Linked DNA regions of Mus musculus: all the other regions are linked to region 2. A link is a loop called in an ENCODE intact Hi-C map of the cell type or tissue named here. Cell type or tissue: gastrocnemius. All regions are shown on one strand. Links, peaks and the distances in the headings refer to the core of each region. The heading gives the core; the rest is flanking DNA.

Evidence for each region. A loop is a pair of places that touch in the nucleus more often than their neighbours do. Peaks named below come from ENCODE experiments on the same cell type or tissue, not always from the same donor. Only the 100,000 strongest peaks of a DNase experiment are listed, where the experiment ranks them.
Region 1: it touches region 2 in a loop (4-fold over the local background); 13 of 42 quality-filtered maps call a loop at or near these places.
Region 3: a loop joins it to region 2, with 2.4 times the contacts of the local background. A loop is called at or near these places in 2 of 42 quality-filtered maps.
Region 4: it touches region 2 in a loop (7-fold over the local background); 5 of 42 quality-filtered maps call a loop at or near these places.

The regions. Positions count from the first base shown.
Region 1 is chr6:147,806,373-147,814,028 of GRCm38, reverse strand. No RefSeq gene overlaps it. Among named protein-coding and RNA genes, the nearest start is that of Gm15762, 90 kb to the right of the region's middle. In gastrocnemius, for the core only: a CTCF peak has its summit at 3,095 (motif pointing right); a DNase peak (open chromatin) is centred at 3,122; H3K27ac peaks cover 709 bases.
Region 2 is chr6:147,260,746-147,268,401 of GRCm38, reverse strand. Pthlh (parathyroid hormone-like peptide) reads left to right here and starts at 4,389. Exons shown (of 4, transcript NM_008970.4): 1 at 4,389-4,817; 2 at 5,007-5,132. The coding sequence starts at 5,032. In gastrocnemius, for the core only: a CTCF peak has its summit at 4,258; DNase peaks (open chromatin) are centred at 4,238 and 5,074; H3K4me3 peaks cover 2,701 bases; H3K27ac peaks cover 2,494 bases.
Region 3 is chr6:147,651,096-147,658,751 of GRCm38, reverse strand. The region is part of intron 1 of Gm36244 (a long non-coding RNA gene); the gene reads left to right. Among named protein-coding and RNA genes, the nearest start is that of Gm36244, 21 kb to the left of the region's middle. In gastrocnemius, for the core only: no CTCF peak of the experiment used is centred there; no DNase peak of the experiment used is centred there.
Region 4 is chr6:147,472,681-147,480,336 of GRCm38, reverse strand. It overlaps Ccdc91 (coiled-coil domain containing 91), which reads right to left and starts at 4,466. Exons shown (of 13, transcript NM_025911.2): 1 at 4,278-4,466. It overlaps Gm6288 (a long non-coding RNA gene), which reads left to right and starts at 4,518. Exons shown (of 4, transcript XR_869623.3): 1 at 4,518-5,221. In gastrocnemius, for the core only: a CTCF peak has its summit at 3,840; DNase peaks (open chromatin) are centred at 4,026 and 4,404; H3K4me3 peaks cover 1,959 bases; H3K27ac peaks cover 4,027 bases.

The sequences.
Region 1 (7,656 bases), core at 816-5,815, 550 kb before region 2:
ATCATGGGTTTGCAATTGTAATAATAGCTATTGTCTGTGCAGTCCAATTATCTGTCTGGCATCCCACATCAGCCATCCTTCCATGGCTCCAGGAGAAGAAAACTCTTCACATTTTACTTGCAACTTAGAGACACTGATTCCCCAAGAGCAAAATCCAGGCACTTTATGTGAAGCTCTGGCATGCAGGCACTGTAAAATTCCAAACTACAGAAACTTTACCCAGTGTATTTTATTTTGGAACTTTGGGGTTTGGAAGAAAGGGCAGGAAGGAGGGAGGAAGCAAGAGGATGGAGAGTTGGGAGAGAGGAGAGAGGGAGGGAGGGAGGGTGGGAGAGAGAGGGGGGGAGGGAGGGAGGGAGAGAGAGAGAGAGAGAGAGAGAGAGAGAGAGAGAGAGAGAGAGAGAGAGACTAAGAACTAAGAGGGGTCATTCTTGAAATTATTCTGGTTTTTAGAAGTTCTTATCCTCCCAGATGTGGTTTGCTAGGGGCTAGTTTTTGTAGTTATTAAGGGAAAACAAAGGCAGCTAACAATGTTTGGATGTCTGCTCTCTTGTTAGGCACCAAGAAAGGTTTCTCATTTGCCTTCTCAGAGGACTCTAGAGAGTCCTCTGTTCTCCCCATGGGTTATGTGTAGAGACTGGGGCTTAATATCAAATACCTTGCTCCTGATGCAAAGCTAGTGGGTGGTAGAGCTGAAAACCAATCCCACATCTGTCTAACAAGTCTCAATACCCTTTTCTAGTGCCATTTGAAGGCATTTCTTTATGTGCAAGATACAGTACTACACAGATGTAGACAGCAATGGGAAGAGACATCCATTCACATAATTCAGATGTCTCACAAAGTGCCCATTATTCTTGGCAGTACAATTTTCCAGTCCCTTCCCACTCTCCTCCCAAGGGGTCCTTCACTAACAAGCATAACCACACCCAACAACAGCACTGGCCTCTCTCTTCCTCTCTCCTTCTGTCCAACTCCATCCAGTCTCAGCTCAGGCTCTTCTTCCATTTAGCCAGCTGGGAGTGCAGGCCGTCAGCAAATGTCTCTGCTTTCTTGCATCAATTCAGAAAGATGAGGGCACCGTCTTGTGCAAGTAAATGGCATGAGTATTGACCTAGCGGCTAGTCTGCATTCCATCCTTGTTTTCTTTAGTGATATTGGTACTTATCATAAACTGAGGCCTATCGCAAGATGCACAGAGGAAGGTACCCAGCTTTGGATACCTAAGAGGTCTACTTTACCTAAGTGCTTCAACAAGAGAGTAGAGAAGGAAAGATGCATAATAAAAGGAACAAAATACATAGTCTAGTCACCAATACACTACTTACGACAAGCTAACGATCTACTTCACCTGACCACAGGAAACCACTGCCGTTTCCTGCTCTCTGGGCTTGTGTGGGAGTCCAGAAGAGGTGAAGGCTGCCCATCACAATGAGTAACACAGTTGCAGACTCTAAAGGCTGACTGACCTCTCTGAGCAAAGCAGCGAAGGTCCTCAGCCCCTGTTTCCACTCCTCCATGTCATCTCTCACATGTGCTGGGATGGACGCTTGCACAACTGTCGCCACAGGAATCGTTACCTCAAGCACTAGGAAATGTCAAAGCCAGAAGATGGGCCTTTTATGCAAGCTACAGTTTCCTGGAGTCTTTTGGCCCTTGGAAATCAGAAGAAAAGTTACAGATGATTTTGAGCCACCACGTGGGTGCTGGAGAATCGTGATTGATATCAAACCTTGGATTTGTCAGAAAGGCCAAACCCATGCTACCCAGGTTCCTTTTCCTCACCACATGCATTTTCCACTGAATCTCCAAGGTGAAACATTTCCTATATTAGCTTGCTGCCGTCACCTTAAACTTGGACAGTCAGGCATTTTATCACCCAGTAAGACAAAACTTCTGTGGAGGAATGAAACAGAACTTTCCTCCGGAAAATACTGAAAAACTGAGTCGATAGGATGTTGGGGGAAACATGAGAATTCTTATACACATCTGCAGTTCTGAAAATAAAACCTCCCCCTCTTGGTAATGTGTTTGTGGAAATATTCAGCACATAACTGGTGTCAAAGGCTCAATAATCTAGGTGGGGTGGCTCATAGCATCCTGGTACCTAGGAGCCAGAGGCATGAGGATTGCTGCAGATTTGAGGCCAGCCTCAGCTACAAGGTTGTCAATAAAGCTGCAAAGCAAGAATTCCTCTAATAAAACAAACAAACAAACATAAGATATATGGTGTATAAGTAAATAAAAGCAGTCACAAAAATGAATGAATCAGTCATTGAAATGGGGAAAGAAGGTCCTGCCACACAGTAATTTTTCTAGAATGAAAACTACAGATAATGAAGATTAATTAGAGTTGAGTACATTCTGTGTGAGGTGTCTCTGTTCCACAGTAGCTTACAAGTTGATAAAGCATATGGGATCAACTGAGAAGAACCCAGAATTGTTGAGCAGCCTTAGCCATTTCCACAGAGGTTCCAAACATAGCTCTCTATATTGACAAAGACAGTTTCAACCATAAATCCCTAGTTTTCCAAGTACCACACTAGACCACAAACACGCCATTGGACACTGGGAAGGTGGATCTTTATTGTCAGCCTGAATGGATTTGGGATTACCTAGGAGGCACATGTTTTAGTGTGTGTAGGGTCTTTCCATGGGGGTTTCATTGAGGAGGAAGACCTGTTCTGAGTGTAGATGGCACCATCCCTGAGGTTGGAATCTTGCACTGAATAAAAATGAGAAAAATTAGAAAGCTGAATGAGCTGTAGCCTTCACCACTCTTTCCTAGATACCACGTGAGTAGCTAATTCATGCTCCAAAAGCCATGCCTTCCCTATCATGATGGGCTCTATCATTAAACCATGATCACAAAAAAAAAACCCTCTTCTTTTAAGTTGCTTCTTGTTGTGTATTTGGTCACAGCAGTAAGAAAGGTGAGCAGTGGTATATCATGTACTTTTCCCATTAACTAGCTAGGGGAAAGGCAGGACAAGGCTGGAATAGACCTGGCAATCCAGGAGATGCACGCTTAGCTCCAGATAAAAGCAGACAGAAACTCCATTCAACACCCCAGAGAGCAACTTTGCCTTTGCCTTGCCAGTAGGGGTAGCTGCTGAGCTGCTGGAACAGAGAGGTGCTTCCCATTCTGGTGGAAGATTCAAGACCTGCCACACTGCTTTCAGTTTGTCTCCAGGTAAAAGGCCACAGAAGGGCCCCCCTCCATTGCATTGCCACACCCAATCTGCTTCTCTCACACTCTCTTCCTTCTTACAGAACCTTCCTTCTTCCCCAATCCTCAAAGCCTAGAGCAGGTATGACTTTCCCTCACCAGCCAGCCCAGGACATGAACCTGGAACAAATCTTCCTCCAGCCAACATGTCATACCTTTCATCTAAGAACGTACATCTATCTATCTATCTATCTATCTATCTATCTATCTATCTATCTATCTATCTATCTATCTATCTATTTATCTATCATCTATCTACTATCAATCTGTCACCTACTTATCAACTATCTACCTATCATCTATCTATCAGTCCATCTATCACCTATTTATCTTCTACCTACCTATAATCTATCCATAATCTGTCTATTATCTATCTAGCATCTATCAATCATCACCTGTCAATCATACGTCTGTCTATCTACTATCTATCTATCTATCTATCTATCTATCTATCTATCCTAGTTTCACTGAGTTACAATTATTTTTTACTGGTAGATCTATTATATCTCACTTGTCTATCATCCAGATGTCTATTCCTCATCTGTCTGTCTATCTACATCATTCTCACTGAGCTATAATCTTTCTCTATGAAATATAAGGTTCTCGGGGATAAATTCACCTTTGGCTGTCAGAACCTGATACAAGTCCTGCTACATAGACACCTGGGTTAGGGAGATGAATACCAGCAGAGAGTCATATTTAAGGTTGCTCTGTGTGGTGCTGTGTCAGTTCAAAGATGATAGGATTTTTAGGTCTAATCCTCCATCCAGTGAGTAAGAAATTGCTCTGCGAGAAAATCTATTACTAAGGTGAACTGGCTGATTTCAGACTGAGATAGCTTCCAGATGAAGACAGTGTCTTCCTTGTTCACAGGATAAAAGAGGCAGGGAATTGAACAGTTAGTATCACTGGAAACATGTCTCAAGTGGACTGTCTGGTGCTTCTTTTGTCTGGGGCTAATGATAGTTGTCATCTTGAGTAAAGGACCCTATTCTGAGCCAGTGGGTACCTGAGCTAATTTTGCTGGCAGGCTAATCACAATGTGGATTAAGGGTTATCCCTGACTTCCTTTATTCTTTTATAACAAACTAAAGTCATCAAGAGGCAAAGAAAGGGGCAGGAAGGGAAAAGGAGAGGGAGAGGGAGAAAGGGAAGAGCAGGGAAAGGGAGGGAGAGAGGGGAAAGAGAAAGAGGAGAGAGGAGAGGAAGAATTCTGATAACAAGGGGAGTTTCAACAGCAGAACTTAGACGTTAGGTCTGCTTTATGCTAAGTGTGAAATGGCATGAGCTAGCTCCCCATGGACAATTCCCCAGAGACTTGTCTCTCACTAGAAAGACCTTTGTAAATGTTAATAGGTACTAGAAATGCTGGAAGTATATTTGCTCAGGGCCCAAGACATAAAATAATCATCAGTTTGTTTGTCTGATTCTAAGTGAGTTTAGTATTGATTTGCCTGATATGAATTCCAAAAGCCCACTATTTTGGGAAAGCCATCCAAACCCACTGTTTTTGATTCCTGGGAGTTTCCTTCAGGGGAAACTTCCTTTGCAATTCTGCACTGACTGGGGAGAAGAACGAACATACATAAAAGGAATGGCCAGACTTCCCTGTCTGCTCTTCTTCCTTGCTTCCAACCCCAAACCCTGGAGACTATTTTCCACTGCAGCTGGCTCTCCGGGGTGTGGCTCAAGTGCTGCCCTTGTTCAAACGGAAGAGTTCAAGTGAATGAAAGTTTGAAGTCAACTTAAAATCAAAACACAGACCTAGCATTTGTCAGATAGCTTATCTCAACTGTGTGGGATTTATGGGATTTACAAGCACTCTGACACGAGTGTGGCTTAGCGTATTTAGAATGAAAAGGACACTAGGAACGTCTTGCTCTACTTTGTAGTGGAGTGGAGGGCAGATCAGACAGGGCTGGGCAGTACTAAGAATAGATTCCTTCTTTCTAACGTTCATGATGGCTTGTCTTCTCTGCCACAATCATGAATTATTTCAATTTTTATATTTCTAATTAAATTTATTTACTTAGTGTGTATATGTTGACACACACGTGGAAGTCAGAGGATATTGTACAGGAGTCCCCTCCCTCCTTCTCCCATATGGATTCTGGAAACAAACTCAAGTCACCAAGCTTGGTGGAAAGGACCTTTTACCCTTTAAGCCACCTCGTGGGCCCAATTCGAAATCTGTGAGTATATAACACAGCATGCATATTGCAAACCTGACCATGATATCATTAAACACACAACAGTCAGCTATGGCTCAAGATTATTCTGTCTGCTGCTAGGCGACTTCCCAGAATAAAGTGGAGGCAAGGTCCTCATGCTTGTGGGGTCTGAGGTGCTGTTGTGAGCCAGTTCAGACAGGTACAACCAGTGCCTGCCAAACAGATCAGATCTTGGGCTACAATGTAGAGTCCTTGCCCCAGAGCTTCTCTGAAGGACCCAGATCCACCTGTTCACCTCAAAATTTATTCAGACTTTCTGGAAGTGGGAAAAGACACCAAACACACAGTTCTTACTGATGTCAGATGTCACTAGCTGAAGGGCAGATGGAGTCAGTTGTTGAAAGAATGAAGATTTGTTTGTTTTACTTCTAAGTCTGTTCGTCATTTTCTTGTTAGTGACTATTATGGGGTGAACTATTGTCCAGAACCAGGTACATTGGTATCCCCAGTACCTCAGAATAGGTCCTAATATAGACACAGAGTCTTTAAAGAGGTGCCTAAGTTAATGAGATTGTTGGGATGGGGCCCAATCCAATATGGTGGTGTTCTTAGAAAGGAAAAATGTCAACACTGACACACACAGGTTCAGAGGAAGATAACATTAAGAACCCAGTGCCAATCCCAACTTACAATTCCAGACACAACCAAAGATGAAGATGTGTGTGGATTGGTCAATTTCATGCTCTCACAAGGAATCAAACACGGTGACTCCCAGTCTGAGCATCGAGACAGAGTGCGCCTGTCATTTAAGCCATCCAGTATGGAGATGCTGCTGGTATCCCAGGAACCAAGTGTGAAATCCTAATGTATACATTTATTTTATGTCTTCATAAAATAAAAACACTTCTGCTTATGAGGAAGATACTTCTACATCCATGTTTTCCTCCCTTTGAGTTCTCCCAAATCAAGTATATGGGTGCAGTGAGGTTAAAGGTGGCAGGCAAGCAGGTCTCCGACAAGTCCTATCCTGAGAGAGATTAAGGCAATGTGGGCTCTGCTCACTTCCAGTAGCTCACACACTCCTCATTTCATAGCTCCAGGTAACTGTCTATAACTGATGGAGACACAGCCCCCATCTATAGACACAGATGTCTGCTTTCTTACTGTTTGTTAAGTAATAAATGTCAAACACTTTAGACAGGTAACTCTTGCAGTTATAAAAACACAGAGTATCAGAGACAGGAAAGAAGGAACATTTTATTCCATTTATCTCACTGTCTGCAAATGATAAGGAACAAGAGTCAATTTTTGCACTCTCCTTTTGTGTAACTGCCTTTGATGATCAGAGAGGAAGAGTCCTTGTCCCATGTATATAGAATCAAGTACACAATTGATAGAAGTTAGGGCAACTTTAATTGGTGCAACACAACTCATTGTCTCTTTCAGCTAATGTCAAACTTAGGAATGAGTGTGAGAAGTCAAAGAATGAAAACTCTGTCAACCTAGTGGGTTGAGAAAGCTTTTAGATGACAAAAAGTTTCAGTTGCACACTGATGGCCTTCACTTTTCTGTTGAATTGAGTAAGTTCAGAACTGATGAAAAAGGAAGCAGATTCCCACAGTACAAATCCCAAGTGGAAGGAGCCGTAGGAGAGGAGCAGGAAAGGTGAGGCATCTTGACAATGGAGTCTCTGTGGCAGGGTGGTTTACTGTCACACCAAAACAATGCACCTGTGGACATGGAGGCCCCCAGAAAGCTTCTAGGTACTGATGGTTTCTGGACACTATTTGACTTTTAAGCTTTCAAGTGACCATGTTTTAGTAATCATGGTCTATTCCCTGTGAGTCTCCAAATGTTATCAGACTGGCTTTGAATTTACACTGTGCATCAGGTTTTCCTCCCATGTCACTCACCAAGTCACTTCCCTGAGTATCTCCCTGTGAATATGATGCATGATCTGTGGATTGGTGCTGTGTTAACTTGGAGTATGAATAAAGGCCCACTCACACCAAATAGGGTGCTGATGACAGGCCAAAGGAACAATCCACCCAAGACTAGCTTGTAGAACCAAGGGGTTCATTTGGTTTACAAGACCATGACTAAGGAGTTGCAGGCATGGAAGTGATCCCTACACTGCTCCATCTCCAAAATGTCCCAGCCTAACATAGCTGATAATTTCCTGAAAGTTGCATAGATGGAACCCTCCTCCAAGATTCCTGTATATGATAACACCTCTAAAACCACCAGAAATTCAGG
Region 2 (7,656 bases), core at 1,453-6,452:
GTCACTGTGTTTTAAGCATCATATGGAGACCTCTGGCACAGAGAACCTCCAACCATTCCTTCATTTCCTCTACTCTCCCTCGCAGACCCTCACCCCTCCTTGGCTGCACAGCTGTGTGTTAAACGACATAAAGCAGGCGGCCCTGGACCTCTGGCGATGGTGAGCTTTAAGGAACTGGGGAGGGTAGCAGGAAGGAGTAATCCCTGGCCTGGGAGAAGGGGAGCAGTCCACCCACCCTTTTCTCAGTCCCAGTCTATAGAGAATTTATCCTCACTATCTCTGTGGGGCTTATTACACTTCTAACTTGGAGCAAGACAGCCCATCTCAGAGGATGTGGAGAATATCCTGAGCCCCTGTCCCTGAGTCACATTGCTCCCCCAAATCTTCTCTGGGAGAAACAGAGGGCCACCCATGCATTAGGCTAGTGACTCTCTAAGAGCTGTGCCATTACCAGGCACCCAACATTCCCCACCCCTTTGTAAGATGCAATAGAGGAACAACGCCTCATTTCTTCTGCTTGGGGCAAATCTTTGGCCATGGGGAGTCTAGAAGCTTAGGAGGCATAGCCAAGAAAGCCCAGGAATGTTGGGTAAATGAAGGTAAGAGGACCCAGGCTCCTAAAGCTTCCATTTAGTCTAAGATCCATGAAAGTCAAACTTGCCCCCTTCCTGGAAATGGGGATGCAAGCACTCAGCCACTCTGCTGCTGTAATAACTCTCCCTACCCTAGATGATTTCCCAAGTACCCTTGGCCTCTTCTTGCTATATTTGGCCCACAAAGTCAAAGGGATCCAAAAGAGAGGCTATGCACTGTCATGGCCTTAGTTCTGACAAACTGAAAAAGCAGGCAGGTCCCAGAACCATACAATGAGCTGCTCAAAACAAAACAGATGCAAAGCCTCACCTACCTTCCCATGTCCAGAAGTCTTTCTGCCTGAGAAAGCAGATACCTAGTGCAGGGGCTGCCCCAAGGAGGGACTGCAAGGTGACTGGTTTTACCAGGGGACTGGGAGGACAATGGGATAAAGAAGTAAATGCTCCAAGGTCCCAGTCTCACCCGGGGATGCCACCTTCTAGGCAGCTCATATGGAACTGGACCACAGCTAGAACTTTCTGCAGCAGGGCAAGAGATGTGATGACGGTGTGACTGTCCTTTGAACAGGGGGTGTCTTTGAATCCTATTTGTGGTCACATGCAAGTCCAGAGCTGTCTGCTCAAGGGAGCCAAGAACTTGACTCAGCAAAAGGCTTCTAGTGAGCAGCAGCCCAAATGATGTTCTCTGTTCCCCTCCCTTTGTCCTTCCCTCCCACCCTGTCTCCTTCCCTCCCTCCCTTCCTCCTTCTCCTCAGATATTTCCTGCTAGCCATGGGAATGAGGGTACACAAGTGTGGGACCTAGAGAACCCATTTTCCTAAGACCTTTGTATCTCAAATCATCTTGGGCTCTGAAAAGCATCTCCTAGCTGGGTTTTCAGGTCATGTTTGGAGAAAGCAGAGCATTTCCAAGGTTTAAATGGATGTGGAAAAGTGTGGGGTCCACTTTTCTGGTCACAGGAGGATCTCAGCAGCCTGGCACACTCTTCAGCCCCTCCCTGGAGTGGCGTTCCAGGTATTAGCAGAGTTTTAGCCTCACTTAACCACAAGCTGATCATGAGCAGGCGACTTCCTCCTCTATGGATGTTCAAGCCTTATTCCCTTTCTTTTTGGCAGCCTTGAGCCCTAGCCTTCTCCTCCTGCCTCAGTGGGCGAGTCATCGGAGCTGTGATCCCACAGAATCAAGCGTGGATGCTACTCGAAGGGGTAACTTTTGTCAACAGCCAAGTGACCAGAGGAGAGAAAGGATGTGTACATTTGTTTGGTTTTGTGGAATTTTGGAGACCTGACTTGGAGCTACTGGCAGACAGATGTGAGAATTGGTGGCTAGTCCAAAGCATTACTCAAACGCATAAATCAAATGTTTATTTCTTTGCTTATTGTTTGGCTCAAAAGGAAGACAGAGGAAGTACAGAATACAAAACTTTGAGTTTTCCACTAGCTTCTCTCCATAGAGGAAACACGCGGGTAATACCTATAAACTGGTGACCACCGTGAACTTATGGGTGCGAGGCCCCTCCTTGAAAGCTGGATTTTGAAAACCATCATTTACAGAGTAGGGAACCTAGACACTGCTCGTGAGCTCAGCATTCCCATGAGTGTGGACTGGCAGAGGCAGACCTTCAGAACCTCTTGCTTGTCAAGGTGCGCTTGTGTGACAGGGAGCCTAAGCAAACCTGTCACCTGATCAATCACGTGACCTGTTCATAAGCCTGGGGGTTGGGTCCCCACTTTGTTTCCTTGCTGCCTTGTGACCTTAGCAAGATCGTAATCTAGATTATGATGTCATAAAACACCCTTTGCAGCCAAGGCAAAGAATCGGAGGCTGACACTAAAGATAATTTCTACATCAAGAAAGGAACTCGGTCTGCCTGGAGCAGGACCTGCTTCCTCACAACGGAAAAGACCACTTACACAAAGCTTTTCATTCATTAAAGACTTGATTTTACAAAACAAATATTTCTGAATGAGACTGACAGGATGTCCCTTCCTTGGTCAGAATGTGGAGGAGCTTGTGACTCAAGGAAAAAGTGAAGTAACACAGCATGAGAAAGTGTTTAATTCTGAGGAGATAAAGCTACTTATTCCTCATTGTCCATAGTTTCTCTATAGTTTCTCTTTGTGTTTCCAGGAGAGGAAATTCTTTTAAAATGGATGATGTTTTTCCATTAGCCTCAGAAAAGATGGTGGGTGATGGGGTAGAGAAAGGAAAAGGGGGAAAGGAGGGTCAATTTTGTCTAATTAGGAAAAAAACAACATCAATCAAAGTAGTGTATAGATTCCAGCCTTAAACGCACAGTGTGTCTAGTTTTTGTTTCAGCCTTTTATTGGGGGAGTATTTTTAAGTCAAAGTAATTTGAGACTTGGCAAAGTACCTTTGGATTTTTTTTTCTTGGTGGTGAAGCAAATATCATGTTTAACGTTAAGCAAGTCTCAGGAAACGCAGCAGAATGGTTGCTTTGTGAGTCCCTTCTTTTCCTCTCATGGGGCTCCCCACTCCAGATCAATTAGGGCTCCAGCATCTTTGGGGAAGGGTTATCACAGAGTGTCACAGGTTCAAACTTTCTCTTTTCGTGCCATGTAAACATGTCTAACAGTTACAAATTCTTAACCACTTAAAGGACGTTATGGAAATTCCCGGGTTTCTTTTTAAGGTGGGAAGAAGCCAACTTTTTTTTTTTTTTTACAAGTATGAAGTTTAAAGGAATCAAGGGAAAGAGACAAGGGCTTCTGATGAGAGGGAACCCCGCCCAAGACAGCTGAAAGCTTTAACTGCTGGCGAGCAGCAAGGCTTAGGGGAGGGGAGGGGTGAGAAGTCCTAGGAGTACCCACCCCAGAAGTCTGTAGAGCATCACAGCCCAGGTCTGACAAAGGTCTTTGAGTGACACTAGCCTCCTAGAGAGTCAGATGAAATTTTCCAGCAGTATTGTCTAGAAGGCAAACTTCTTTGAGTGGTTCCCATGTTCATTTCAGCGTGATCTAGGACCTGGGGGGAAACTAGTATTCACACACACACACACACACACACACACACACACACACACACACACACCTCTAGACCCACAATCAGTAACTCACAACTTTCTCCCCCACCCCCCACCCCCACTCCCTGCCCAGCAGCACTGAGAAGCTGAAGCAAATGGGCACTCAGTGAATCTTTATCAGGACATAGAGTAGGTTATCAGAAGAAGGTGAGAAAGAAGGACTCTGCGCATTCCAGGTCGTCTGTGATCACAAAGTGGGTCTTCTTCCTTGCTCACACACCCGTTCTAGGACCTGCTCCAGACGTGATGTCCCCAACCCTTCCCAAACAGTAAGACCCAAAATCGCCTTTGCTCTTCTGGGTGCTAGGTTTAGTCCCCTCCCCAGGAGAAGGCCACACCAGGCAGGAATGCAGTGCAATGCGAGCTTGCAAGCGAGCTTGGGACTCTTGGGATTCTCAGGCCACCCGGGGTTCCTCCTTGCTGTTTGTAGGGACCTGGACTCCTGGACCTGCCACTCAGGCGACAGCAGGCCGGTTCAGGAGGAGGAGAGCGTCAGATCGGCCCACGCGGGCCAGGACTGGGGTGGGGCTCCGTGGCTCCGGGCTCCCCTGTGCTCCCCGCCCCCGCCGGCCCGCTCACCCCTGCCTGCTCCGCCGGCGCGCGTTCCTCGGGCGCCACCTCTTTGCGACTCGCTCACTTCTCAGCAGGTTGGCCCCGGAGCGTGTGAACCTTCCAGGGCTGGGCTCACAGCTACTCTCCAACCTGCGCCGCCCCAGCTGGGCCGCTCCGCCCCGCTGCCGGAACCCGCCCTCGCGGCCACCTGGCCCTCGCATCCACGACACGCGCGCCTGCAACTTGTTCAAGGGCGTTGTGGAATCAACTTTCCGGAAGCAACCAGCCCACCGAAGGAGGTAGACCGACAGCTATGTATATATACGCGCTCTGCCGCAAGTGGCTGTGCACCCAGAGGCCCGGTGCGCAGGACAGCTGACTCCTGAGGAACACCCGCGTTTGAAGAGGGGTTTGACCTGCCCCACGACCCAGAGTGCTGCCGCCAAGACTAATTAGACATTGCTATGGGAGCCACAGCAACGCGCCACGCATCCCCGACGCCTATGTAAAACGCCCGGTTTTCGCTCTTCTTTCAGAGGAAGCTCTCTGATTGCTTTTTCCCCTCTCGGGTCCCTTTTTGCCTGTGCGGTTTGAGAGAGGCGCAGTTAGAGGCGCTGATTCCTACACAAGTAAGTGCTCAGGGGCTCGGAGACACTTTTTTGCTTTCTTTTTCTTGTTTTCTTTTTTCCTCCTAACTTGTGAGATGCCCTCGACTTTGGAGTGGCTGTTGGGAAGCCACGGGGTTCCAAAAGAGGGAGCGGGGCAGTGCGAGGAAGAGATGGAGAGCCGGGACTGACCCTCGGGTTCCACTCTTGCAGGTCCCCAGAGCCAGCGAGCGGCACGATGCTGCGGAGGCTGGTTCAGCAGTGGAGTGTCCTGGTATTCCTGCTCAGCTACTCCGTGCCCTCCCGCGGGCGTTCGGTGGAGGGGCTTGGCCGCAGGCTGTAAGTACCGGTCTTCCTCCTGGGGTGAGGGGTGGGGAAGACCAGCGCCAGCTGAGGCGGGCGATGCTGAGGAAGCCTAGGGGTCCCTGATGGTCCCAACCTGAGTTGGACACAGTCACGGGGTACCTGCTAGCAAGGGGCTGAGCCCAGGAAAGCCATCTAGAGAGCTGGTGAGACCCCAAAATGGACAGGCACGAAACAAGTTTGATGTGCCTTTCCATAAGAGGGAGTCTTTTTCAGAACCTGGGCCGGCAAGATATCTGTCTGCAGGGAACCACCAAAGTTACTTTATCCACCGAGAGGTTCTGAAACTCAGCAGGAAACTGGGGGATTCAGGAACTGTCTGTGTGCCTCTGTGTGTGTCTGTGTGTGTCTGTGTGTGTCTGTGTGTGTGTCTGTGTGTGTGTCTGTGTGTCTGTGTCTGTGTGTGTGTGTGCGCGCACACAAGCGAGTGGATATGTCTAAATGTGGGTGGCAGTCTGTGTGTGAAAAGCAAAAACGTTGTGTCTAGTTTTATTATGAATGACATAATTTTAAGCATATAAAACAGGACTGTGTTACATAACAAAGCATATTATATAATTTAGTAGTAACAACTTTTTAATGGCAAACGTCCAACTTTAGTATCGATACCATTCAGGAAGGCGGGTGTGCTTGTCTCCAAAATGGACTTTAGGCGTGGAAACTTTCTTTTTCCTGGAATTATTGCTAACGGTTCTTTAATCCGGAGTCGAAATATTTGCATTGTGGTCTGAAAGCTTGTAGTTCGGCATTCTCAGCTGGTGGTTGAGTTTTTGATTTCTTAAAGAGTGATTTTGACTTTGAGATAAGAATACATCTAAGAACACCAGCAAAATATCGCCGCAGTGTTTGGGAAGTAGTAGGCATGCTTGAATCTGTCTGTCTCATCGATGTCGATGTAATACCGTCTAGGGCTGCTCTCTTAGCACAGACTCTGTTCAAGATGGGAAAACCATAAAGTTTAAGAAATGAGTCGTTTGGCTCTGGAGAAGGCATTAGGAGGACTTGCTCACCTCACAAGAGAAGCAGCAATATCTACCTAATATTTACAGTCAGGTTCCTGGTGCTTCTTGTAAACTCCCGAGGGTATACAAAAAGGCGACTGTTCAGCGCCTGCTTCTGGTCTATTCTTATTAGTTCGGCAGAAAATCTTTAAATGAAATTACTTTAGACATGTCTGGATCTTGGCACGAAAATGAAACTCTATTATGAATCTCCTAAGGCAAGTTGTGTAGAGCATTGTACTGGAGATAAGGCAGCATTGTCCCAAGAGTGAGTGCACTGCTGGCTTACTTCTCGAAATTGTCTTGAGACTTTTCCCTCATTTTTGAGACTTGTGTGAAATTCAATTACCTAACATCCAAATATAAATACAGATGAGCTGAAATTTTTTTTTAAAAAAAGCACACTTACATACTGTATTTATTTGGATAAGAATTTCTGTCTTGGAACAGAGCCAACTTTTTCTTTAAAGTTGCTTAATACCTATTTTCTCTTTTGAGAGAGAGTAAATGAGCCATGCTTGAGTCTACAATGACGGAATAAAAATAGCACTAAGCTGTCCTTACAGCTGTTTTTAACTCTTTCTTTGTTGCATATTATAGAACTACTCCTCAGAAACCATTCGGCAGCTAGGGACTCTGCTCTCGTTCTGTTTGTAGGTGAAATATAATAGTGTAGTTAAACGCTCACACTTGGCCATGGTTAATAAAACTGTGAGATACTCACTACCACACCTAATGCTTAATAGCACATCACATCACAATGGAGGTTTTTTTTTTTTTTGAGGGAGTTAAAATCATCATAGCCAAATGGAGGGTTTTTAAAAACTCTTTATTTTTGCACACATGCTGGACAAAACATTTATGGACTACTTCCCAAGATCAGGCTAGCTCCATGAAAGAAATTCTAACTTACCGTCAAATTGTAATATCCAATTTTAGGAACACTGCTTAAGATATATTGATTTTGTTTTTTTAAGCTAAAGATTGGTACCTCTTTAGAGACAGGAGACTATTGTCGGTGTGCTTCCTACACCATTGGAAGGTAAATAGTAATGACTAGCTCATGATCAAATTGCCTACTAGAAAGTTGGTGTGGATGGCTGCTGTGTAGACAAATACAGTGGTTAGAGGTTCTCCATGTTTGCCATAGCAAGGGAACCCCGAGTGATGGAGAAGCCTGAGGCATCGTTGGCTGTCTTGCTTAGGCCAGATTGGGTCTATTCCACATAATGAAGGAATAGCTTTCTACTGAGTCACGGGCACTGGAAGGCAGCTCTGTGAGTCATGCTAACTCTAACACCCTAACCCTGTCTCCTCTGTGGACCACAGAGCTTTTCTCAAACTCCTAGTGCATCCCCCAAGCCTCACATCAGCAGACACACACACTTGGGCAAAGAACTTTCCATGGCTGCTGTTCCCTTTTCCTTGACAGCCCCTAAGATACTTCATTTCCCTCCCTGGAAACTCCCTTGAGGGTGTTTTTCTTTCTAGCGGAACAG
Region 3 (7,656 bases), core at 1,807-6,806, 390 kb before region 2:
AGGGAGCCTCTGGAAGATATGACACAGTGTTCTCCTTGGAACAATGTGTTTGTCTAACAAACACAGAACATCTTTATCTTGTTTTGTTAAATGCTGTGCTACCAGCATAAGTCCATTTGTAACCTGTGTGATAATTTATGCTATCACAACATCAAGATGGACTCATGATGCTATAATTCTTGAAGCTGCTCCCCAGCACCCGAGCCCATCTCCTGACAAAACACAAACCTGAATCTGTCCAGAACAAGAATCCATCTTTTGCTTGAAATGAAAGTTATATTTGGTTATTCATTGTAACACCAAACGAGTGTCCATCTCTCTATGTTGTAGCTGAGATTCAGGGTCAGAATTCACACCTGCTTGAGGGTAATTTTCAGGCAGCCAAGAGCTACCTGCTGAGAATTCAGTGATTTATCCTTCTCAAACAGGCATACTGATTCTATTGCACAAGGTCTTACTATGGGTCCTGGTACAGTAGCAGGGCACACCCTTTGAACAGTGCCTTAAGTATCCTAGAGTGGGTGAGTCAAAAGTCATGATACCTGTCTTGCAGTAACTCAAAGGAACCAGCCAGAAATGTTGTGTACTGTTGCCTTTAGATCTGTTGAACTTCTTATGCAGAATGCACTTGAGTATCACACTAGGTGCCCACTCTTGCATAGCTGGGACAAGCAACACATGACTATGACCATGACCCTGCCACCACTTATCTCCATAGGCCATGATCACATTCTCTTCTTTGGTGTGTTAGTTACACTTCCTGTTGCTATAATAAAATACCTAGAGATAAACAACCTAAAGAAGGGCTTATTTTGACTCAAGGTTCAAGGTCTGTCCTGGTGGGAAACATAGCAACTGGAGGACAAGGAGCTGGTTACATTGTGTCTAGAGCCAGGAAGCCAAGAGATACATACTGATACTTTTTTATTTAGTCATAACCCAACCCATGAAATGGACCACCCACAGCTAAAGTGGATCTTCTCACATTAATCAACCTAATGTAGATAGCCCCTCCCAGGTGCACTGAGTCCTATGTCCTAGGTCGATGAACTTTAGTGATTGATTCATAGTCTTTTGATCTTGTGTGCATGAAAATTAGAGGGTAAGCTGCCTCACAGATGTGTGTCACACCCAGTTCCAGGCCTGACCTTGAGGAGGAGAGAAAAGGTGTCAACCAAATGATGGACAGCCATGTTCTTTTCACTAATTTGAAGCTACATATATAGTTCTTGTCAATCCAAAATTAGTTTCTTGCTGTATGTGGTAGTATACACCTGTAATCACAGCACTTTTGAGGTGGAGTCAAGAGAATGGGAATTCAAAATCACCCTTTGCCATGTATGAGTTTGAGATAATTGAGGGCTATACAAAATCTTATCACAAACCAAATTTCTTGAGAGAAAAGCATTTTTTTGGGGGGAGGGTAGGGTATGTAGCCCTGGCCATTCTAGAATTTGTTCTGTAGACTAGGCTGGCTTCAAACTCAGAGATTCATTTGTCTCTGCTTCCCCAAGGCTGGGATTAAAGGTGTGTGCCACCACAGCCAGGTGAAAAAAATTATTTAAAGGTTGGGGTAGCTAGAATGTGACCTGAAGCTTTGCAATCACACATAAGGCTGCACAGTTACCTCTCCTTGGTCCCAGTGGCCATTTAGGTAGGTTTGGCTCCAGTTCTACATCAGGCTTTGTCTATGTAGGACTCACACACAGGACAGATCAAGAGTCATCAAGCTCGCCTTCCTACACTGGCTACAAATGGAACATTGAATTCTTAATTTTAAATATCAGCAGCTTTTGAGACTAACAGTCCTCTTCCATGGCTATGATCTAGACCAGGTTTACTTAGGGCCTTAGTTTCTTGTCTCCTTGGTGACTTGCGACTAACCTTCACAGCCACCATGAATATGTGGGGCAATAACTTTTTTTTTTCCATTTTTTATTAGGTATTTCGCTCATTTACATTTGCAATGCTATACCAAAAGTCCCCCATAGCCACCCACCCCCTCTCCCCTACCCACCCACTCCCCTTTTATGGCCCTGGCGTTCCCCTGTACTGGGGCATATAAAGTTTGCGTGTCCAATGGGCCTCTCTTTCCAGTGATGGCCGACTAGGCCATCTTTTGATGCATATGCAGCTAGAGTCAAGAGCTCCGGGGTACTGGTTAGTTCATAATGTTGTTCCACCTATAGGGTTGCAGATCCCTTTAGCTTCTTTGGTACTTTCTCTAGCTCCTTCATTGGGGGCCATGTGATCCATCCAATAGCCGACTGTGAGCATCCACTTCTATGTTTGCTAGGCCCAGGCATACTCTGACAAGAGACAGCTATATCAGGGTCCTTTCAGCATAATCTTGCTAGTGTATGCAATGGTGTCAGCATTTGGAAGCTGATTATGGGATGGATCCCCGGATATGGTAGTGTCTACATGGTCCATCCTTTTATCTCAACTCCAAACTTTGTCTCTGTAACTCCTTCCAAGGGTGTTTTGCTCCCACTTCTAAGGAGGGGCATAGTGTTCACACTTCAGTCATCATTTTTCTTGAGTTTCATGTGTTTAGGAAATTGTATCTTATATCTTGGGTATCTTAGGTTTTGGGCTAATATCCACTTATCAGTGAGTACATATTGTGTGAGTTCCTTTGTGAATGTGTTACCTCACTCAGGATGATGCCCTCCAGGTCCATCCATTTGGCCAGGAATTTCATAAATTCATTCTTTTTAATAGCTGAGTAGTACTCCATTGTGTAGATGTACCACATCTTCTGTATCCATTCCTCTGTTGAGGGGCATCTGGGTTCCTTCCAGCTTCTGGCTATTATAAATAAGGCTGCTATGAACATAGTGGAGCATGTGTCCTTCTTACCAGTTGGGGCATCTTCTGGATATATGCCCAGGAGAGGTATTGCTGGATCCTCCGGTAGTACTATATCCAGTTTTCTGAGGAACCGCCAGACTGATCTCCAGAGTGGTTGTACAAGCCTGCAATCCCACCAACAATGGAGGAGTGTTCCTCTTTCTCCACATCCACGCCAGCATCTGCTGTCACCTGAATTTTTGATCTTAGCCATTCTGACTGGTGTGAGGTGGAATCTCAGGGTTGTTTTGATTTGCATTTCCCTGATGATTAAGGATGTTGAGCATTTTTTTCAGGTGCTTCTCTGCCATTCGGTATTCCTCAGGTGAGAATTCTTTGTTCAGTTCTGAGCCCCATTTTTTAATGGGGTTATTTGATTTTCTGAAGTCCACCTTCTTGAGTTCTTTATATATGTTGGATATTAGTCCCCTATCTGATTTAGGATAGGTAAAGATCCTTTCCCAATCTGTTGGTGGTCTTTTTGTCCTATTGACGGTGTCTTTTGCCTTGCAGAAACTTTGGAGTTTCATTAGGTCCCATTTGTCAATTCTCGATCTTACAGAGCAAGCCATTGCTGTTCTGTTCAGGAATCTTTCCCCTGTACCCATATCTTCAAGGCTTTTCCCCACTTTCTCCTCTATAAGTTTCAGTGTCTCTGGTTTTATGTGAAGTTCCTTGATCCACTTAGATTTGACCTTAGTACAAGGAGATAAGTATGGATCGATTCGCATTCTTCTACATGATAACAACCAGTTGTGCCAGCACCAATTGTTGAAAATGCTGTCTTTCTTCCACTGGATGGTTTTAGCTCCCTTGTCGAAGATCAAGTGACCATAGGTGTGTGGGTTCATTTCTGGGTCTTCAATTCTATTCCATTGGTCTACTTGTCTGTCTCTATACCAGTACCATGCAGTTTTTATCACAATGGGGCAATAACTTATATTTTTTTATTTAAATATGACTTTCATATACCCAAGCTGTGTTCACCCTCAGCTTACACAGGCAATTTGAGCTTTGGTGCAGTAGCAGGTTGATTTAAGTATTTGGCTCCCACTGCATACATCTTGTGTTCTATAAATTTTGGGGGGGGGGCTAGAAATGCTTCTGTAGCAAACACAGTACAGTATCTTTATTTGTATTATAGATATTACTGTATATCCTGTCCTTGTAGATGGACTACCATCAGCTTTTCATGACTAGAAAGGAACATTACTGGGGAAACAAAAAGGTTTATTTAACTTCTGCTTTGAGGTGCTTTTAAAAAATTTAAATAGTGCAACACAAAATCTGAGGAGACAAGTCCTCCTGAATCAGGACAAAGGTGGGAGCAGGTCGGGGAGGGGTGGTTGTATGTGGAGGCAGTAAGTAAAAGAGATTGTGGTCCTACAGTCCCTTCCCAGAGTGCATCTGCTGCAATTGAGTAGGACCTCTCATAAGGCTCTGCCTCTTAAATGTCCCACACTTAAATTGTTACCCTGAGGCACAATCTTGGAATATATCCTAGCAAGCTGTACACAGCATTGTACATTGTTTTGGCTGGTTGGTTGGCTAACCTTCTGCTGGTCACACAGACAGGAAGGAGAGATGCTGGATGTGTCTTGGGTTTGTGTTCCTCAACTACTCCCTCCACACACACACACACACAGTTTCCTTTGATGCTGTGTCTTGAGGCACCTACAGTCTCCTGGACATCCCTGTTGAGCAGGGACACAGGAAGGCTAGGCCCAGACACAAATATGAAGGGCCAAGGAATTCTGAAGAGATGAACTCTGACCTTGGCAGGTGTCCATTGAGACAGGTATTTTCACCTACCAGCTAAGAGGAAATCTCGGGATGCCTGGACCAAGTAGGCTAGGAAGCTAGCCTTGGATTAGTCTGACATACTGTCAGGTTTGAATTGAACCAGAAGTTGCCTGAAGGGAGAGGAAACTTTGTCTTGCCCTTGGGTGTTAATGATTCAGTTTTACCTCTGACTTGCTGGGTATGTTCTGACTCACTTCCACTATTGCAGTTTGCATGTTCAAATCCAGGTCTTGTTTGCTAGCATGATTTGTCTCTTGACGTCAATCTGGATGCTTAGTTTAGGGAGTTGGTGGGAATACATTGTCTCTATGGAACACTGACTCTGATCCACCACCACCAGGAAGACAAGAAAGCTGGTATGTGTGTGTTGTCTTTGCCTAAATACCATTAGGGGTAGAAATGATCTTACGGACCAAAGTCACCCATTTCGTCTCTGAGCAGCTGTTGGAAATATGTTCCTTTCGCAAGGCTGGAGTCAGCTGAGGTCAGTTTGCCCTTTTCAGAATTGGATGAGATTTTTCAGTTCTCATTCCTTATGTGAGTATCCACCCCTTACGTGGCCAGCCCTTTAACAACCTTTCAGAGGCCCTGAAACCTCTGATGTGTGGGCTGAGTGTTTACAACCATCCTTGGCGGTTTCTGTCACAGGCTTGATCACTCCATTAATGGGTGCCTTGCTCTTCCTTCCCACATCTCAGGGCTCTGTGTGAGCCGTGGACCCATCATTTGGAACATTTTTCTCCTTCCTGTTTGGATGTGCCTCTTGAACCTGTGTGAGTCAGGGTTGGAAGGTGGTAGCACACCATTTTACCAGGAGGATTAAAGAAATGCATGGAGTGTCTAGTAGTGAAGCAGTCTTGCTTGTGTTACTCGACCTTACTTCGAAGGGCCCCTCCACCCTTTTTAAACAAGGACTTCTCCTAGATAATTTTCTTCCTAGTCTCCTCAACCACTCCCTCCACACATGATTTTGTTTCTATTTCCTTTGATGCTGTGCTTTGAAGCACCCACTGTCCCCTGGACATCACTATTGAGCAGAACACAGGAAGTCTAGGTCCAGACACAAATATCACCAGCCAAGGAATCCTGATATCCTCACTTTGGAACCTTTTCCCCCTTTTCTGTTGTTTCTACACCATGTTCCAGTTAACGTCTCTTACCTAGAAAGTTTATTTTATCTTAAGTTTATTTATTTTCTCTAGACTTTGACCTTGAGACTGCACGCTCTGTCTCTTGGGAAGCCTGACCAAGTAAATTTCTCCCCCCAAACATACCACTCCCTGAAAGTTGTGCAAGCATTTACCCTGCCTCTGGGTGGCTTCAGAAAGCCCAAGTGTGGCTGTATTTGGCTTCCATGCAGCTCATTAAAATCCATCCTCTCTCAGGTAACCTTATTCTGTAGTTATTGCTGATAACAGAAAGAACACAAAGCTTGAACCCTAGATCTGCTGCTCATGAGTTGAATGACTCCTGTTAGGCTACCTTTTCAGACTGTGTTTCTCAGCTGTGATACTATTAACAGATCCGCATGATGACCGAGGTGATGTCAGTATCCAACACCTTGGTGGATGTGCAGCATGTTGGACGCACTTTGCTCCTTTCCAGCCAGCCTTAAACATCGGGGCTGCTACGGGTGGACTTTCCTCACTTGATTACTTTGTTTGCTTTGTTCTCATCACTGCTACCCTATACCTTTATTGTCTTGAATGCTTTGTTTGGCTTCTGCTTTTATTCATAGCTTTGGATTTTACTTCACAGCTGCTGCTGCCCCAGGTTGCACATGTATGGTGCTGCCTTGAATCTCATTAACTCATCTCTGCAATTTCTACTTTTGTTTTCCTGCACAGACAACAGCTACTCAGATCTCAGTTAGACACCCCATCTCCCAGAAAGCTCCCTGGACTTACTTTCCCAAGGCCAGTTTGGGCACCACTGTTATCTGTTCCTCCCATACTTAGAATTATCCTCAGGACAGCACTCAGTAGCTTTGCAATCCCATGTTGCTTGGCCACTCTACAGCTTACCCAGCTTCCTGGGAAGATGTCACATCTTCATTGAAGTCCCATCCCCAGCAGGTGGCAGTTTGTCATTAATTTAACACTTCTTGTCTTGCTTTTTTGTTATGTGGTTATCCACTTCTTTTGTGACTGTCAGTACCATCAGCTTAATCATAGAAAAGGCAGCTTCCTTCCTCCTCCCCATTCCAAGCTCACATCATCTCTGCTCATCACAGGGATACTGAACAGCACAGCATTGCTGAACAAAGACTGCACCAAAGATGAGTAGTTTAGTAACTAGTAAGAGAATTCATACCACAGGGGTGGATCTCTACCATACTAAACTGCAGGGGAAACATAAATGGATAAGTACCTAGATGTCTTACTAAAGTATTTGGTCCTTGTGGGAAGAAGGGGAATCATGTCAGGAAGAACTGCGGAAAAAGGTGGAGAGGTACGTAAAGTCCTGAGCATAACCTCTGCTCACGCCATGGTTACTATGCATAAGTTACAAGAAAAGACACTCATCTGTCTGCCTACCCTCTGTTTATAATATGACCTGCCCAACTCACAAATAGCTTTAGAGATGAAGTTGTGGCATTAATTAGGGTTGAGGCTCATCCAGAAATTTCTAAGAGGCATTGGAATGCTGAGGCCACTGTAAAGTGAGGGCCTTCTTATGTGATGAGACAAGGGAATGTGTGAGGGAAGGTTGAGAGAAACCTGGGTGCTTCTCTCTCTCTCTCTCTCTCTCTCTCTCTCTCTCTCTCTCTCTCTCTCTCTCTCTCTCTCTCTCTCTCTCTCTCTCTCTCTTAGAGCTAATAAAATCTCCTCAGGCATGGCTCACAACTCACTAGCATGCATCAGCTCACACATTTAAGAGGAGGAACAAAATGCCTTGGGATATACTTTGTAGCAAATAACTTTGCTTTAAATATACAACATTCCAAACATAAGCCCTAAATACTAGTATTAAATTTACTATTAAGCAAAGATGATAATT
Region 4 (7,656 bases), core at 935-5,934, 210 kb before region 2:
AATCAGCAAAAAGACACACCCTGGATTTACTAGAGAACACCATCAAAACTGGCAACTTGAACATTTTTATAGACCCACTCTCAAAGAACTCAAGGAAATTTCATTTTAATAAAGAGGGAAGACAGACTTCAAGTTATTTCCAGTGGAGTAATTTATAATAGTACCGACAATGATTTATAACTTAGTGACAGTGATTTATAATGAGAGAATAACAATGATTTATAACTGTACTGACAATGAAACGTGTGTAAAGAATGACATTGCAAACAAGGTACAAAATCGCCCTAGTAAATTAAATTACTCAAAATGCAAGACTTCAAAAAAAGGGATTAAAATATAAAGTATTTATAATTTTGCTTAATAATCTTCACAATGAAAAACAATATGGAGAGCACCAAAATGTAAGCAGCAGCCTTCTCAGAATAACAGTAGGGTAATTTTTTACCATAACTAACAATGATTTCTACAAAGAGACGAAGCAATACAACAACTGTTTATGATTGAATTGTAAAAGTTCTAAACAAACGAGGAGTCAAAGATAATTTCCTCAATCTGATCAAAATGATAAAAGAAAAAATAGACTACATGTTTTCTTTAAAGAAAATTACCAGTCACGAATGTCTTCTGAGACTTCTTATTCAGCATAACTAGAACTCTTAGCAGTGCAATGAGATAATAAAATGCAAACAGTTGGGAAATACAAAATTAAACAGCCTCTGTGGATGGATACGTGCATACGTAGACAATCACAAGGAGTCCATAAAGGTCACATGTACTAACAAGTGAGTTGAACAACACTGTAGGGTTCAAGAGCATGTAAACCTCAATAGTTATAACAGTAGCAATAATTAGAAATGTACATGTGTGTGGATATCATTTACAGTAGCAGCAAATGAACACACATACAAATGAAACAAAACAGAAATAAGATTTTTACGCTGAAAGTGAAAAACATTAAGAGAAACCTAAATCCTGCATAAACAGAATCACCTAGCAGATTAAAGACACCTAAGATGCCAGCCACCCCAAAGGGATGTATAACTTCAACGCACTCCTAACCAAACCCCTACAATAGAGAAAGCAGGCTGCCTCTAAGAGTTATACAGGAAGAAAAGAAGCTACAACATTTGAAACAATTTGAAAAGTAACCAAGCTAGAGAATGAAGCCTTCTGACTTTAAGACATTCTATAAAACTAGAGATGCACAGAATGATGAAACAGAAGAGAATGCCAGAAAGAGACAGAGCCACACGTACACAGTGAATTGCCTTCTCACAAAGTGCCAACAAGAATCCTGCTCAAGGACAGTAAGAAAGTTTCCCTCAGATGCAGCCAAATTCATGCATCTGTAAAGGAAAGGCTCAAAGAAAGCCACAGCCTACACCTTACATTATAAAGGAAGAGTAACTGACAGCATATCCTAAACACAATATCTAAAACTAGAAAAGGTCTAGAGAAAAACAGAAATTCTTTGCAACCTTGGACAGTGTACAAATTAATTTTTTAAAAAAAGGAAAAAGAACTGATCCAATGGATTTCATCAAAACTGAAATTTCACTCACACATTTCACGTGTCAGGAAAAGAAGCAAGTGGCAGACTCAAAGAAAACACTTGTGGACATACATACACATTATACACACACACACACACACACACACACACACACACACACACATGTATATGTAAAACTAAAGTTTGTGCCCAGATTGTATAGGATTTTTTTAATTAGACAATTAAAAACTCACAAAACACTTTGGAGGGATGCCTCTTGAAAGAACATACAAACAGCAACAACAGCACAGGAAAATGTCTTACAAGTTAGTTAACTAGAATCTCAAAATCATCTGTGAGATCCCGGCATGGAGGCACACAGCTGTAATCCCAGCCTCAGGAGGTGACAGCAGGATGATCAGGAGTTCAAGGCTAGCTTCAACTACGGAGCCAGTTGAAGGCAGAGTGGGCTATTTGAGAACCTCAAATTTAAAAAACGAAAACTCAATGACTCATGAGGAAACTCCTTCGGAAGTAGCTAAAGCAGGAGCTAAAATGCCTAACTGACACATGGCAACATGAACCATGCATCTCACTGGCAGGACTGCAGCACACAGCAGCCACCAGGGTAAACAGCAGAGCTAAAACGTTACCCATGCAGCTGCCACCTGGTCCAGCACCCTGCTTCTCAACACTGAACCAAAGAAAATGAGAACTTTTCTCTCTAAAGACTTAAATATGACTGTCCCCCCAAAATGCATTTTTACTAACAGCTTCATCCCAAAACACAAAACTCAGAAACTCCTAAATGTCCACCAACTAGTGAGTGAGTGACTACACTGTGGCCTACTCACAGACAGAAGTACCATGTCCCCTTTTTACGGAGACACCAAAAGGGCTAGAAAAGCATTCTGGGGGGAAAAAGTACGAACAAGGGACTGTGCTTCATCTTTCCACTTACATGACTCCAGAGAGGAAAAACCCAACAGAGGATGAATCTGTAGCCATCCTGGGGGATCCCAATGAGCAAACCGTGGTGATGTTATATGACCAGGCACACTTGTAAGAGTGAGTGCACACGAAGACATACTGAATTAGTTTACCCTGAACTAAACTCTAAGAAATGTCCTTCAAGAAAAGGTACATCAACTCTAGTTCAAATAAACTAAACCCAAGTTATTGGAAACTGAAGAAAGGAGACAACCAGAACCCGAACCCTAAACTGTACCAAGTTAACATGCACATTAATACAGAGTGGCCTTTCAAACGTTTACATCCTACAGGAAAGACAACACTTAATGGTAAGTTATACGGAAACAGTAGCCAGCAGGGCACTGTGATTGTGATCCTTAGAACTTAAACATTTTTCCTCCTTTTTCATTAATAGAAAGATCTCACCCACCTTAATTGATTCCCACTTGGCTTGTGTCATAGAGAGAGATTCCCTTCAAAGTTTCCTTTATTAATAAAAATCCTATATTCTTTACAAATCTGATAGTACCTGGGTGTTCAATAAAATGTCCCAATTGATGACAGGCTCTTTCTCTCTCACACACACACACACCCCAGAGAGAGAGAGAGAGAGAGAGAGAGAGAGAGAACAAACAATGGATGCTTCTCTAGGTGATTTCCTAAAGTTTTCTTTTTCTGTGAAGTATTATGATGATTAATATTTTTCTTAAAAACTCAAAAATCCTGGACTTTCTCATTTTGTTTTATGTTTTTTTCCAATTTGGAGTATGGTGTTGCTAGGCAACCAGTTCACAGTTCCCAGCCCACTGAAACATCTCTAGACATCCTAGGAGACACCAAACTTCCTCACCTCTCACCAGGCAATTCTTCACACATTAACACACCACATAGTGGCACCAAGGTGCAGCGGACCTAGCATCTTCCTGAGCCATTTATCCCAACAGGTGAGGTTCAAACAACCCCAAAAGCAACACAAGGTGTGGCTAAGATGACTACAAGTGCACTTCTCCTCGGTTTCTGTCGCCCAGGAAACTGTGAGTACTCTGCAGGCTTTTGTCTTAAATCCTGAGGTGACAGCTGACCCACCCTGTGACAAGATGGCAATCCCTCAACCACGCAGCATGCAAACATGTTCCATAGCCTTCCACAGAGCCGGGAAGTTTAAAACTAGGGGCGAAGACGTGTCAATGTCTGCACAGTGGAGGGATAAGTCGGAATTCGTGGGCGGCCTCTGAGGGACCTAAGCTGAGCCCAAAGCCTTCACTTCCCCAGAGCGGAGGGCCAAGATCACGGCGGCCTCACCATCCCAGAGCTGTCAGAGCAGCTGACAACTCTTGTGCAAAGCTCCCTCCTGCGGAGGCAGCCGCGCAGACGCGGCATCCTGGGGGGGCGGGGAAAGGTGTGTAACAGACAGAGGCCAAGCGCTCCGCACGATGCTCGCCTGGGGTGAGAACCCGAGACGCCACTGAGGGTGTGTCCAGCGATCAGCTCTCCAGAACTCCGAGTGCACAGTGCGCGCTTTCCCAAGGTCTGAGACCGGAAGGGGTGCGCCGCTCGGCACCGACGGGAACCGCATCAGGGTCAACACTTCCGTTCCGCCGGGGCAACTACAGCGCGGACAACAAGCGGACTTACTATGGCTCTCCACTCGGGACTACCCAAGTGCAGGGCCCCGCGGGCGAGGGCGGGAGCGAGGTGTCTCCCTGACCCAGGTCCCGTGAGTCGCCCGGCCGCGGCCTCGCGACTCGCAGTAACTTGGTCACGTTCCCACCCGCGGCCGAGACCCGGACCCAGACGGCGAGCACCCGATTACCTGCGCCCACCGCAGTGCTCCCCGCGCTGTTGCGCGTCACACCCGGCTCTCAGACACTGGCTCCGGGACACCGGCTACGCAACCACCCCCCTCCCGGTGACTGCTGGCCCAGGAACCCACGTTCGGGCAGCCCACACACCACCCGGCGTCCAGGACATCCTCACCGGAAGTTGATTTCTACCTAGGCCCGCCCAGGCCTGCGCGCGGCGCTCCAGGCATCCGCGGGCGCATCACATGACCCCCCAAGAGGAGGCCAGCTGAGCCTCATCTGAAGAGAGACCTGACCTGTGAAGTGGATTGACCTGATATACACTGGCCTGACCATCCTCAAAAACTACATCATGTCTTTATCTTTTGTCCTGAGCCAAAACAAACTATTCAACAGATATTCCTCCTAACAGAGATTCAGCTGGCTAGGCCACAAGAAGAACCTCCTAGTTGAGTGATTCTCAGGTAATTGACTCTGCTATAGATTGGCTTCGACTTAACGCTTTTCCTGACCTTTCTCAAGATCTACCTCCTAGTAAAGGTTCTCAATCTCTCTTAGTGACAGGCCCATAAAACCACCTACCAAATCTGAATTTTTCTTCTGTCCAGAACTCGAATCTACCACGAGAAGAGCCTTTGCCTCTTACAAACAACCAAAATGTGAGAACTGAATAAAGCACCCGGCACTATGACATGCTCAAGAAATGTTTGACGTGATGTCTGGACCTATCGGCTTAGCGGAACTCTCAAGTTCCTGAACGTGCCCAAGCTGAAAGCTTCTCTAAACCACTGGATTTTAAAGATCTTCAGCGCTAGGACTGTAGCACTTGTAATCAACTCTCTCATAGCAGTTCGTTCATATTCCACTAAAAACAGTTGTTTTTTAGCTGTTCCACATCCTTACAGCAAAGCTGTCAGTCAACATCTTTTCCTGAAGGGAATATGCCATACACTTGGTAGGTTTTTGTTTGAAGGGGAGAGTAATTGTGTAGACTGTCGTGACTGTTACATAGAAATGGTCAACAGGTAGCACACTTCTCAGATGGTTTAGACAACATTCACTTAATTTTTATTGAACGTATACCATTTACTTGGAACTAGTCAAGTGGTAACAATCTGGGAATGAACCAAATATATCCAAGATATTTTACTGCCTAGTGCCCTGATCGTTTGAATGTGAGTCTGTGGACAACTTCTAATCTTCACACAGAGAGCATTATTGGGAATTGCTTTTCTCTTCCTTCCACTGAACAAAATTGACTGAACTATCTTTAATCTCTGTACTGAGTGGGAAGTATCAACAGGATCTTGACATGCCTTCACTGAGCTGGGCAACTTGAAGTCCTTAGTGAACAACTAATACTGAGCAGGTCACCTCTTCTGACCTTTTCCATCCTGCCCATTCTTTGCACAAATAAGTTGTATTTCTCTTATAGAAATTTGATGCTTCCTTACACACATATACTTTTTTAATTTCCAGTTGAGCACCAAGTCAAGGACCACTTCTTTGTATACTCAGCAAGCTGTTTCCCATTTCTCCTTTACATCTAGTCTAGTAGTCAAGAAAGTGGAAATACATTCAATAAGCATTTCATAAACTGATAGTCAATATCTATGTGTCACCTTATCTTTTCTCTTTGTGCTTGAAATTTTAATGCCTTTGGGTTTCCATCGAAACATCTGACCCAACAAAATGACCGTTTATCCCTACTGCCACCACTCTAGTTTCAGATCACTGTGTATCGGTCATCAGAATCTCACCTCAGAAACCCCACAAAGTAATTGGTAATTTTATCTTTAAATGTTTAACATGCTTACATGTAAGCACCCATCACCACATCAACTTTATTCTTTCCAGCTGTCAAAGGAGATTCCATGCTCCTCAGCAGTTATTCCCTTCCTCCATCTCTTCACACATCACACCTGCCCTAGGCAACATTAATCCACTTCCTCAAGATATGTCTAATTACATACAAAGTGTGACCTTTTGTGCCTGATCTGACCCACTTAGCATAATGTTTTGTGAGTCCACTTACATGAAGTACTTCTGTGAACAGTCTTCTAGAAGCTTTGTGGATAGATATTGGACATAGACTATAATTCCTGAGTCACATGCTAGTTCTACCCTTTAGGAACTTTGGTCCTCTTCTACACCATGTTACACTCCCTTCTGCAAGAAGGGAGGTCTTTCATATCTTCTGTGTCTCACTTCTGGAGAACAAATCTTGATCTTGATTACTCATCGAAGTGCTTCTACAAGCCAGCTGACACTGCTCTAGACATTTGTTGTGCATATGACTACAAACCCATAGTACCTGAGACGAGAAGTATGGCTCCCACCCTCAAAAAGAGCAAATGTAGAGAAAGATCCAATCAAATCAGAAATGGGGCCTAGCCAAATTAGAGGCGCTGAGTGCTCCTCTCAACCTGGCTAACCAGGAAGTGTTGCTCATTAGAAAGAAAGCTCAAGACAAGCCCTAAGGAATCAATAGGATCAAATCCAGCTAAGAAAGAGGACTATGCTCCAAACAAAGAACAGACAGAGCAAAGAAGGAGAGAAAGAAAAGAAAAGGAAGGGAGGATGGAAGGAAGGATGTGAACTTAATGTTTTCACTTACCTGGAGTTGTAGGATAGATACAATTTGTAGGCAGATATAGTGAAAGCAAAGATGATAGTGGAGACAGGCTGTGACAGCTGTCAGTGTAAAACACAGCCTCCATTCAAGAAAAAAATAAGGGATACTTTATTGCTATCCAAATATAAGTAATTGTGGCCTGGGAACAGTAACTCAAACTACAGTAAAATGATGTGTTCCACCAAGGATGAGATGGTATAACCTTTTCATTGTCACAGGACAAAATAAAGTCAAATAAATCCACTTTCAAACATTGTTGAAGACGTGAGCTAGACAGGCTACATCTCAGCAGAGAAGTCTCTGCCTATATATTCCAGATGTTATGGCTTTCTTAGCTTTAGTGGATTCTGGTATTCTGCTAAGTAAATACATTCCAAAGATGTCACCTGATAGCAAAAGGGAATGTTAGATCACATATGAACATGGGCATAAATGGCTATTAAGGAAACTAAAGACAGTCCAAGTTAATTTTGTTTCTGGATCTACTGCATTCCACCACTTGGTAATCAAGGACATTTTAATCAGAAATTCTGCAAAACCCTCAATATAGATATTACACTGAGGGCAGGTGGTATAATGTGAAATCACACTGGAAAAATAGGACTGTCTATTTTTCAGAGGAGACAAGATAAGGAAGAGTTTTGCAAACTCCACAGAAAGACTAGAGTTCTATTCTGAAGGCAATAGAAAACTTCAGGATTTGTTCTTCAAGGTTGAGGGTATTACATCAGCAGAGGTGTGTGGGTAAAAGGTAA